Regions from separate parts of the Homo sapiens genome. Here region 1 is linked to region 2. Evidence: chromatin loops called from intact Hi-C (ENCODE). Cell type or tissue: endothelial cell of umbilical vein. All regions are shown on one strand. Links, peaks and the distances in the headings refer to the core of each region. The heading gives the core; the rest is flanking DNA. Region 1 has its middle 25 kb from the start of DNAJA2. Region 2 holds the start of ABCC12 (ATP binding cassette subfamily C member 12).

What was found. Peaks named below come from ENCODE experiments on the same cell type or tissue, not always from the same donor. Only the 100,000 strongest peaks of a DNase experiment are listed, where the experiment ranks them.
Region 1: a loop joins it to region 2, with 10 times the contacts of the local background. A loop is called at or near these places in 60 of 110 quality-filtered maps.

Annotation. Positions count from the first base shown.
Region 1 is chr16:46,945,669-46,951,041 of GRCh38, reverse strand. No RefSeq gene overlaps it. Among named protein-coding and RNA genes, the nearest start is that of DNAJA2, 25 kb to the left of the region's middle. In endothelial cell of umbilical vein, for the core only: CTCF peaks have their summits at 2,831 and 3,035 (motif pointing left); a DNase peak (open chromatin) is centred at 3,031.
Region 2 is chr16:48,153,645-48,159,017 of GRCh38, reverse strand. ABCC12 (ATP binding cassette subfamily C member 12) reads left to right here and starts at 3,025. Exons shown (of 31, transcript NM_001393797.1): 1 at 3,025-3,177; 2 at 5,134-5,373. RefSeq lists an enhancer at 1-1,041. In endothelial cell of umbilical vein, for the core only: a CTCF peak has its summit at 2,100 (motif pointing right); a DNase peak (open chromatin) is centred at 2,117.

The sequences.
Region 1 (5,373 bases), core at 179-5,178, 1.2 Mb after region 2:
AAGGAGATTCAACATTTTAAAAAATTTTTATTAATGATTGATTGATTGATTGAGATGGAGTTCTGCTCTTGTAACCCAAGCTGGAGTGCAATGGCGCGATCTCCGGTCACTGCAACCTCTGCCTCCTGTGTTCAAGTGATTCTCCAGCCTCAGCCTCCCAAGTAGCTGGGATTACAGGCACCCGCCACCATGCCCAGCTAATTTTTGTATTTTTAGTAGAGACGAGGTTTCACCATGTTGCCAGGCTGGTCTCAAACTCTTGACCTCAGGGGATCTGCCCGCCTTGGCCTCCCAAAATGTTGGGATTACAGGCTTGAACTACCACTCTTGCTCTGTTGCCCAGGCCAAGTGCAGAGGCTCGACCTCCTGGGCTCACTGCAGCCTCCGGATAAAATGAAACCCTCTGACTCCTCACCTTTAGGGTGGCTTAGATCTCAAAGACTTTGTCCACAGAGTTTCCTTATCTTCCTTATATTGACTCACAGAGGACCACTGACTACATTTGCCCAACACAGGAGGCTGAGGCAAGAAAATCACTTGAACTCGGGAGGCAGAGGTTGCAGTGAGCCGAGATCAAACCATCATACTCCAGCCTGGGTGATAAGAGCGAGATTCCATCTCAAAAAAAAAAAAAAAAAAAAAATCCAGAGGTTGGCCTAAGAAATTAGAGTAGGCACAGAAGAAGTAAAACCTCAGCACATGAGCTCCCCAGTATGTACCATACTTATCTTTAAGGTCCTGGGCTTAAACCCCTGATATACTAAATAGATCCACAGAGAGAAAGAACTTTGTTCCACCCAAATAAACTGGATCCCCAGACCAGGCTGGTCACCTCATTTCCCTTTGTTTGCTTTAAGAGGACAGAAAAGACTATGCCAGGAGAATTTGGAGCTTAACATGGGCGTTATTTTTGTATTTTTGCCAGCTGTATTCAATTCCCTTTCTTTGGGTAATTGCATTCTGATTTTCCTCTAAAGTCAGGGGTCAGCAAACCACAGTCCAGGGGCCAAATGCAGCCTACCCCCTGCTTCTGTAAATAAATTGTATTGGAATACAGCCATGCTTATTCTTTTACATATTTACTATGATGCTTGCATACTACGATGGCAGGGTCAAGCGGCTGCAACAAAGACCATATATTCTGCAAAGCCTAAAATATTTACTACCTGGCTCTTTATAAGGAAAGGTGTAACACTTCTGCTCTCAGGGACCACAACCTTACTGACTCTCAATCCTTGTGAATCAGAACTAACCTGTAATTTATCCACTAATAAATTTCCTCTTCTGTTTGAGTAGGGTTTTCTGTCACTTGGCAACCAGTTGAGTCCTACCTGATACAAGGTTGGCTGAGCAGAAATCACTCTTTCTACTGGCCTGGCTTAAAAAAACACCCGCCCAGAGAAATGGCATCATAGATAGGCAGGAATTATGTTCCTTTCCCCAGAAGCTGCAACTTGTTTTCTGCTAATGCAATCAAATATTTGAAATAGGGAGTTTCCCAGAAAATGCCAGGTTATGGTCACCATCCGGTGGTGCCTCATTTATGTACTGACAGCGGAAAATGACAAGTGTGTGTGTCTGGTGAGGGAGCAGTAGCACTATTGACTAACAGGTAGAGCAAGAGATGGATACTGGCTGCCTCCACATCTCGGGGTGTGGACTGTGTCGCAACAGCCAACCAGCATCATGGAATAATTTGTCTGTAGCAGGCTCAGCACTTAGTGTTTTACACGTGTTATGTCACACAAAACCCACGACCACTCTGTAAGGTAGAAATTATTACTGCCCCAGTTTACAGATGAGGAAGCCAAATATCTGATATATTGGCCGGGCGGTGGCTCACGCCTGTAATCCCAGCACTTTGGGAGGCTGAGGTGGGTGGATCACTTGAGGTCAGGAGTTTGAGACCAGCCTGGCCAACATGGTGAAACCCCATCTCTACTAAAAATAGAAAATTAGCCGGGTGTGGTGGCACATGCCTGTCTGTAGTCCCAGCTACTTGGGAGGCTGAGCCAGGGAGGCAGAGGCTGCATTGAGATCGTGCCACTGTACTCCAGCCTGGGCAAGACAGAGTGAGACTCTGTCTCAAAACAAACAAACACCAAATATCTGAGATATTGAGGAATTTCAGAAAGGTCACATGGCCAGGAAGTGATCAAGAGGGGATTCCAATTCAAGTCCAAACTCCAAAGCTCATGTGCTTCAACACGATGCTTTACAACCAAGTCAACAAACCCTGAAGAAGTAGCAACTCTTTTCTCTACACTTCAGCAAAGGTCCTGGGTAGGGTCTTATTGGTCTGGTGTGGGTTTTGTGCCATCCTTGCACCAATCACTGTGGTTAAGGTGCACATCGTGCATTGAACAGCAGGGCCTGGGTCACATGCCCAACCATGAGGCTGAGGTGGGCCTATTCTCTTCTAAATGATCTGACAGTGGCAGTGCCAGCCTTTCCATGTAAAAGGGGCTTGGGACTTGAAGGACACAGCAATTTATGCATTGGAGAAACATCTATTGTCCACATTAAAGAATACAGCAAGGAGGGGTAGGGTTTCAAAGACGAAAGCCTCTGTTGAGCATTCCTAGATGCCAGGTACTGTTTACGAGCTGTGTGCCCCAGACATTTTGCACTTTCATCTTAGGAAGCGGAAACTGCTAAGGTGGAGGACTAGGGTTTGCTTAAAAACAAAACAAGCTGGGCGCAGTGGCTCATGCCTATAATCTCAGCATTTTGGGAGGCCGAGGCAGGCAGATCACTTGAGGCCAGGAGTTCCAGATCAGCCTGGCCAACATGGTGAAACTCTGTCTCTATTAAAAACACAAATATTAGCCAGATGTGGTGGCACACACCTATAGTTTCAGCTACTTGAGAGGCTGAGGCGGGAGGTTCGCTTGAACCCAGGAGGCAGAGGTTGCAGTGAGCAGAGATCATGCCAGTGCACTCCAGCCTGGGCAGAGTGAGAACCCTGTCTCAAAAAAAATTTTTTTTAAACCCCACAGCACTGCAGATGGGGATCACATAGGTGACCAGCTCCCCCTGGTGCTTAAACAGTTTTTCATCCAGAAGTTTCCTTTTTAGACTTTTATCATGGGGAAGTATGGCTGTGCAACAAGATTGAACACAAGAATGGTTATTGAAACATTGTCAATAATGGTGAGAAGTTGGAAATAACCTGAACATCTCCCGTTAAATTTTGTTATGTCCATTCAATGCATAATGTGTAGTTATTAAAAAGCAAGGTTGAGACCCTGTGTGAAAAAAAAACACAAAAAGGCATAGAGTGCCTGAATGGATAAAGATGTAAGTGAACAGACAACTCAGAATGGAAGAAAATATTGCAGACTGTCCATCTGACAAAGAATTAATAACCAGAGTGTATAAGGAACACAAATAACTCAACTGCAAAAAAAAAAAATTATTTAAGAAGGGGGAAGATCTGAATAGACATTTCTCAAAAGAAACCTACAAATGGCCTACAGGTGTATGAAAAAATGCTAATTACTAGTCATCAAGGAAATGCAAATCAAAACCACAAGGAGGGCCGGGCGCGGTGGCTCACGCCTGTAATCCCAGCACTTTGGGAGGCCGAGGCAGGGGGATCACTTGAGGTCAAGAGTTCAAGACCAGCCTGGCCAACACGGTGAAACCCTGTCTCTACTAAAGATACAAAAATTTAGCCAGGCATGGTGGCACATGCCTGTAATCCCAGCTACTCAGGAGGCTGAGGCAGGAGAATCACTTGAACCCGGGAGATATATTTGAAGACAGCTAAAAGAAAATAATTCAAAATTCAAACTTTTCTTTTTTTTTTTTTTGAGACAGAGTCTTGCTCTTGTCGTCCAAGCTGGAGAGCAATGGCACGATCTCGGCTCACTGCAACATCCACCTCCCAGGTTCAAGTGATTCTCCTGCCTCAGACTCCCGAGTAGCTGGGATTACAGGCGCCTGCCACCACGCCCAGGTACTTTTTGTATTTTTAGTAGAGATGGGGTTTTGCCATGTTGGCCAGGCTAGTCTCGAACTTCTGACCTCATAATCCATCTGCCTTGGCCTCCTAAAGTGCCGGAATTACAGGCATGAGCCATCACATCCAGCCTATTAATTCAAACTTTTCTAGTGGAAAGAAAAGACCAGTGGCCTAGAATGGTGGCTCATGACTGTAATCCCAGCACTTTGTGAGGCTGAGGCAGGAGGATCACTTGAGGCCAGGAGTTTGAGACCAGCCTGGGCAACATGGCAAGATCCTGTCTCTATAAAAAATAAAAAATCTTAGCTGGGTGTTGTGGTGCACACCTGTAGTCCCGGATACTCTGGAGGCTGAGGCAGGAGAATGGCGTGAACCCAGGAGGCGGAGCTTGCAGTGAGCAGAGATCGCACCACTGCACTCCAGCCTGGGCGACAGAGCGAGACGCCGTCTCAAAAAAAAAAAAAATGCGTTCACAACTGTTCTGATGGAATACGCACAAAGTCGAAAGTAATGATTTTCTCTGGGTTTGAGGATTATGGGTGTTTAAAAACATTTTTATTATAAAAATTTATTATAAAATTATACACAGCCTGGGCACGGTGGCTCACGCCTGCAATCCCAGCATCCTGGGAGGCCAAGGCAGGTAGATCACTTGAAGTCAGGAGTTTGAGACCAGCCTGGCCAACATGGTGAAACCCTGTCTCTACTAAAAATAGAAAAATTAACTGGGTGTGGTGGAGTGTGCCTGTGGTCCCAGCTACTCGAGAGGCTGAGGCAGGAGAATCGCTTGAACCGGGAGGTGGAGGTTGCAGTGAGCTGAGATCATGCCACTGTACTCCAGCTCAGGTTACAGAGTGAGACTCAGTCTCAAACATAAAAAAAAAAATTATACACAAAAGTAGAGAGAATAATATAATGAACCTCTATATGGCCATTGCCCCAACTGATTCATTAATTATTTTTTATTTTGCCACACTTGTTTTACTTATTATTATTATTATTATTATTTGCAAACTGATCCCTCTCTCCTGAAGTATGTTATTTATTTAGAGACAAGGTCTCACCTGTCGCCCAGGCTACAGTACAGTGGCACAATCTTGGCTCACTGCAGCCTCAAACTCCTGGGCTCAAGGGATTCTCCCACCTCAGCCTCCCACGTAGTTGACATTACAGGTGTGGGCCACCACACTGGCTAATTTTTGTATTTTTTTTGTAGAGATGGGGTTTCGCCATGTTGCCCAGGATGGTCTCAAACTCCTGGGTTCAAGCAATCCTCCTGTGTCCAAGCAATCCTCCTGTGTCCAAGCAATCCTCCTGTGTCCAAGCAATCCTCCTGTGTCCAAGCAATCCTCCTGTGTCGGCCTCCCAAAGCACTGGGATTACAGGAGTGAGCCACTGGCCCCTGG
Region 2 (5,373 bases), core at 174-5,173:
GCCCGGCTAATTTTTGTATTTTTAGTAGAGATGGAGTTTCAACCATGTTGGCCAGGCTGGTCTTGAACTCCTAGCTTCAGGTGATCTGCCTGCCCAAGCCTCCCAAAGTTCAGGGATTACAGGTGTGAAGCACCATGCCCGGCGAGAACCTCACTTTGGAATAGAGACCCCACAGAACCTCAGAGCTGGGAAAATTTCCTTCCCATCAAGCACCAATTTTCCCTTGCCATGGAGCACCACTGCTGGTATGTGCGCACACAGACCCCTAATTTATGCATGTATAGTTATTTACAAGGATGTGCAGGGTGGACATGTGTTGAGGCTCGGACAACAATACCCCAAAGTATGGCACTTTGGCAGGCTGAGTACTTTGAACTGATGGAGTTTGGATGACCTCAGAAGCAGCCTCAGAAGCAAGTTCTCTCTGACCTTCTCCTGCCCTCCTGCACCCCTTGTGCACCTCTTCTCCCATGAGGTGAGTCATAGAAACCAGAGTTCCCCTTCCCCAAGGTGAGTCATAGAAATTCTTCCCCCAAAGCCACCGATAGAACCTAAAACTATGACTCAAACTTTCCTCCACCCTTCTGCACAGGAGCTGGCCGTAAAGAAATTCTCTGACCAACTTTGTCTGAGAGTAGGTCCTAAGACCCTCATTCCAGAGGGGTCGTGCCCCATACCTAGAAAGAAGAAATGCTGTGCAGAGAGGCCAAGAAGAATCTGAACAGACAGGCCCTGCTGGGTCCCCATCCCATCACCTCGGTCCATTACAGTTAATCAGAACTTTCTGTCCAATCGCATTTCTATACCACTGTCCATTCCTCATTGAGTCTAAGCATAAAAATGGACAGTTCTTCCTGAGCCTTTCGGTATTCATTTCTGAAGACTCACATGTCACATTAAACTTTGATGAAATAAAATTGTTATGCTTTCCTTTTGTTAGTCTGCCTTTTGTTACAAGAGTGTCAGCCATGACCCACATGACTGGTGAGGAAAAGTATCACACTTTTTCTCCCCTACACATGTATATCACTGTACACAATTTTTTTTTTTGAGACAGAGTCACTCTCATCATCCAGGCCTGAATGCAGTGGCACGATCACAGCTCACTGCAGTCCTGACTTCCCTGGCTCAATTCATACTCCCACCTCAGCCTCGCAAGTAGCTAGGACTACAGACACATGCCACCACGCCCAGCTAATTTTTGTATTTTCAGTAGAGATGGGGTTTCACCATGTTGCCTAGGCTTGTCTTGAATGCCTGGGCTCAAGTGATCCACCTGCCTTGGCCCCCCAGTACTGGGATTATAGGCCTGAGCCTCTGCACACAGCCAAAATAGAATTTTTAAAGGAAGAGGAGAAATATGAAAAGGATTTCTATTTTTTTTCTTTTTGTATTCCAGTGGATTATCTCGCCCCCCCGCGAGCTGTGTGTACACCCAGGATGGGCCTCAGTTCCCTGACTATGGGTGAGTCCACGCTCTGCCTGGAACAGGAGCTTGGCTGGTCTTTTCCTAAGGACTTCCTTGGATACAGACCGGACAGTCCCTCTCCATCATTCTCCACTCTGTTTCCGGCTAGGCCCACCAATCTTCTTGCGTAGCGCCCAATACTGTTTGTCTGGGTGGAAATCCATCTCCGCCCAGCCTTTCATGGAGATAGAGGAAAACTGATCGGCATTCTTCCTCCATAAACTTGACAGCACTTGACTCCGTTTGGAAGATTGTGGAAGCGAGTCTTTGCTGTGTTTATGAGACCCCCGGGGTTGTTGCGAAGATCAAGTGATAAAGAGGATGAAGAATTTTGCGATACACAAAGGGCTCCAGAAATGTCGAGTGATATTATTAGCAGTGATTTGCATTCATGAAGGGAAGAATGGACGGAAATTAAATGGAACACTTTGGACACGTGTAAGGAAACTGCTGTCGGTCTAGCTCACTCCCCAGGCCGGGGAGCCTTCCTGGGAGGACCCATTTTCCTACACAGCTGCCCACAGCCCCTCTCCATTTCCACCTCCCTCTAGGTAGGAAGGGAACTCAGGTTGGGCAAAGGCGGTGAATTCGCATCTCCAGGAAGCGGCGGGGCCGGAAGGCAGCCAGCAGGGGGCGGCATTGCGCAGGACAGGAGAAGGTAGCGGCCAAGTTCCTCATGAAATCCACGTGCGTGAGGCTGGGAAGGTCCTCTAAGATGTTTAAATAACCCTTAAAGCGGAATCAAGATTTGTTTTTTTCTGCAGTTAGAGAGTTTGCTCCCTCCCAGCCGGCTCGCTGAGCGCTGTGGAACCCTTCGGCTGGGCTCCCCTGAAATCGGGCGCTTGTTCTGGGACAGGCGCAGAAGGGACCCCGGGAATCACGCTTGCGCTCGGGATGTGCAGGGTTCCAAGGGTGACACAGGGGAACTTTTCTATGCAAGGGCTAGCTGCTAGTGCAGGTCTCAGACTTACCTTCCGTTCATTTCAAGACAAATTGAGCTCAAATTACCCTTTTCTTTTTCGTTAAATGAATGGGGAATGAATGAATGAGATTTTCTGTTTTGAAGATGAGGCTCATCTCCCCTCCCCTCGCCTCCCCTGCCCTCCCCTACCCCTGCCCTCCCCTACCCCTGCCCTCCCCTCCCCTCCCTTCCCTTCCCCTGATCCCAAAGTTGATTCCCGGTTGCAGGAACACAGCGTAGAAAATTCGATGCATTCTCTCAGGAAGGAGCCTGGAGTGGGACTCAGGGGACCTGGGTGCTGGTCTCAGCCCCACGCCAGTCGTGGACAGGCTTCTGTTCCTTGGGCTTCTCGTCTGTAGAATGACGGTTGGAGAGAGGATTTTTCTCCTTCTCTTCTACAAGGATGTGCTGTGACAGCCAGGGAAGGGCTGGCCATGCACAGTGCTTTCATGCATGGGCTCTGACTGTCACCAAAGAGCCAGACCCGGCCACAGGCCATCCTGGAAGAGGGGAGAGCCCTTTAATGTGGGCAGAGGGAATGTTGGCCCGCCAGAGTTCCCTCTCAGGTGTGGTGGGAGTGGCAGTTGAATGGGGCAGTTGGAGAGGAGGACTTCAGGCGGGTGGGACAAGAGAAACTGAATCTGAGGTCCTTGGGGAGAAGCAGGCCCTGGAGTCCTGGGCAGCAGATGCCAGGCTCTGAGCCCCATGACTGCTGACCCTCCTCCCCTCCCTCTCATCCTCAGCCCAGGTAAAGCTTCATTTCCAGCCCAGGTAAAGCTTCTCCCTGTAACAATTAGTGGCCACCATTTAGTCCCAAGGGCCTTTGTTTCTCATCCTCAGGACAGGCTGTGTGTGTGTGTGGTGGGGGGTTTGGGGGAGGTGACACCACTGAATGGGGCTGCCCAAGTGGGAGGCAGCAGGGACGAGGCTCCCAGAAGAAAGGCAGCCCCTCTTCCACTTTTGGAGCCCCCGCTATCATAAAAGAAAAGGCAGAAATGCCAAGACGCGATTTCAAAATCTCTGAAATACAAAAGCCTACATTGAATATTTTAAGTCTTTTCCCACACATGCACAAACACAAACACATATACAGGGTAGTGTTCACAATTTAATTATGGGATTTATACCTCCCCCCCAAAAAAAAAGACCTGGAAAGCTTTACTGCAGTTCTCATATGAGGTTTTCATCTTTCTTTCTTTTTTTTTTTTTTTTAACTTTTAAATATATTATTTTCCTGGGAGGGTAGATTTGAATTGCTCTGAATCCAGGCTCTGCATCCTTCTTTGATCGTGTCGGAATGTGTCTGTAACTGGATGGATGACCTCTTTTGGAGATGCCATCACTGGCCACTGTTTTAGGCCTTCTGGGAGATGAGGGTACTTGAGCAAAAGCACCCCCACTTCCCTTCCCACACCCCCAGCTTGGTGCTGTCCCCTGCATGCACTTCCCTCTGCCACCTCTCTGCCTCTCCCTGCCTCCCAACCCCAGTCCCTCATCACTCACAGGGCTTTCTGATCTGGCTGCCACAGGTGCCTGGGACCTGGGGACAGACAGGAGAGGTGCGGTGCAGGCAGGGCCTGGGAGAGCTCCCCAGTGTCTCCTCTGTGCTGGAGGCCAGTCAGGCCCTGGAGGAAGGGGCTGTGGGAGTTGGGGGAGACCATCAGATATTGATAACTTTGGTGGCTTTAAATTAACAATGGATTTATTAAGAAAGAAGTAGGGCTGTAGTCTCATACCTGGGAAAAATTTTATGACTAAAGGTGTGCCTGCTTTTGGTTGATGGAGGAACTCCCATCATGAGCACCAAGGAAGACCCAGAGTCCAGTTCTCAAACATAAAGTTGTTAATTTTCTGGGCTAGACAGGGGCAGAAATGAAATATAACAGAGCAAAGTGGGCAGGTGTGGAAAATGGTTCTTCTTGAGATGACTTCTAGACATCTTTTGTTCTCTCTTGGGGCAGAGACAAGGATAGAGAAAAAGGCCTCAGGAAACACTATAAGGAAGACAGCAGTGCCAATGCAATAATAAATGTTACATGACCCCAAATCTCAGAGTCACAGAGACAGTAAGGAGTGGTGGGGATTGTGGCAAACTAAAGCATGTATACCCTGCCCAGGAGGGGCTGCCGTGCTCAACGTAAGTGGATTGTCACCACATGAACATACAGAGCTCTTGATATTTGACGAAAGCCAGAAGCCAGTCTTATTTTTTTTTTAATGTGGTATCTCCTCATTTTTAAATGTTTTCCACAAATTGGAAAAAAATGTTTAAACTATGCAGGCCATATAAAATGGAACTGCAAGTTGTACATGGTCTTTGTGTCCTGTGCTCTAAACAGAGGCCTTCCTGCTTCTGCCTGTCCAGTCTGTTGAGGTTAGGTTAGGAACCCCCTGCCTGCTAGCAGAGGGGTGCACCAGTGACTTTTTGGCATCTCCTGCCAACCCTCAGATGCTCTGCATGGAAAACACAATGCCAAGAACAGAGCCATGATGGCTGCAGGGACCCTGGCCCGGTTGGCACTGCCTCCTCCCAGCTCTCATCAGCTGTGTACCCCTCAGACCCCATCCTGTGATTGCCAGCAAACAGATTTCTCACCCCAGGCAGCTCCTCACTCCTGGCAGAGGATGGCGTGACAGACGGGGATAGAGACGTTAGCCAAAGCAGGCTTCCTGATTTTAAAAAAAGTCTCATTTTTCCCCCCAGGGCTGCCAAATTTAGCAAAGTGCCATTCCAGCTGCAATGCTTCCAAGCCGCCTCAGATCATCAAAACTTCACATGCCCTGGGGAGCACTCAAGGAAATTACCTTCTAGCACCAATTTCCTATGCGCGCTGATTACTCAAACCTGGCCAGGGAGGCCTGGCCTCCAGTGTTTGGCATCTGGGACTCAGGAGCCCTTAAGACAAGCTGATGACATCTTGCTGCCAGGGTCCCTTACCATTAG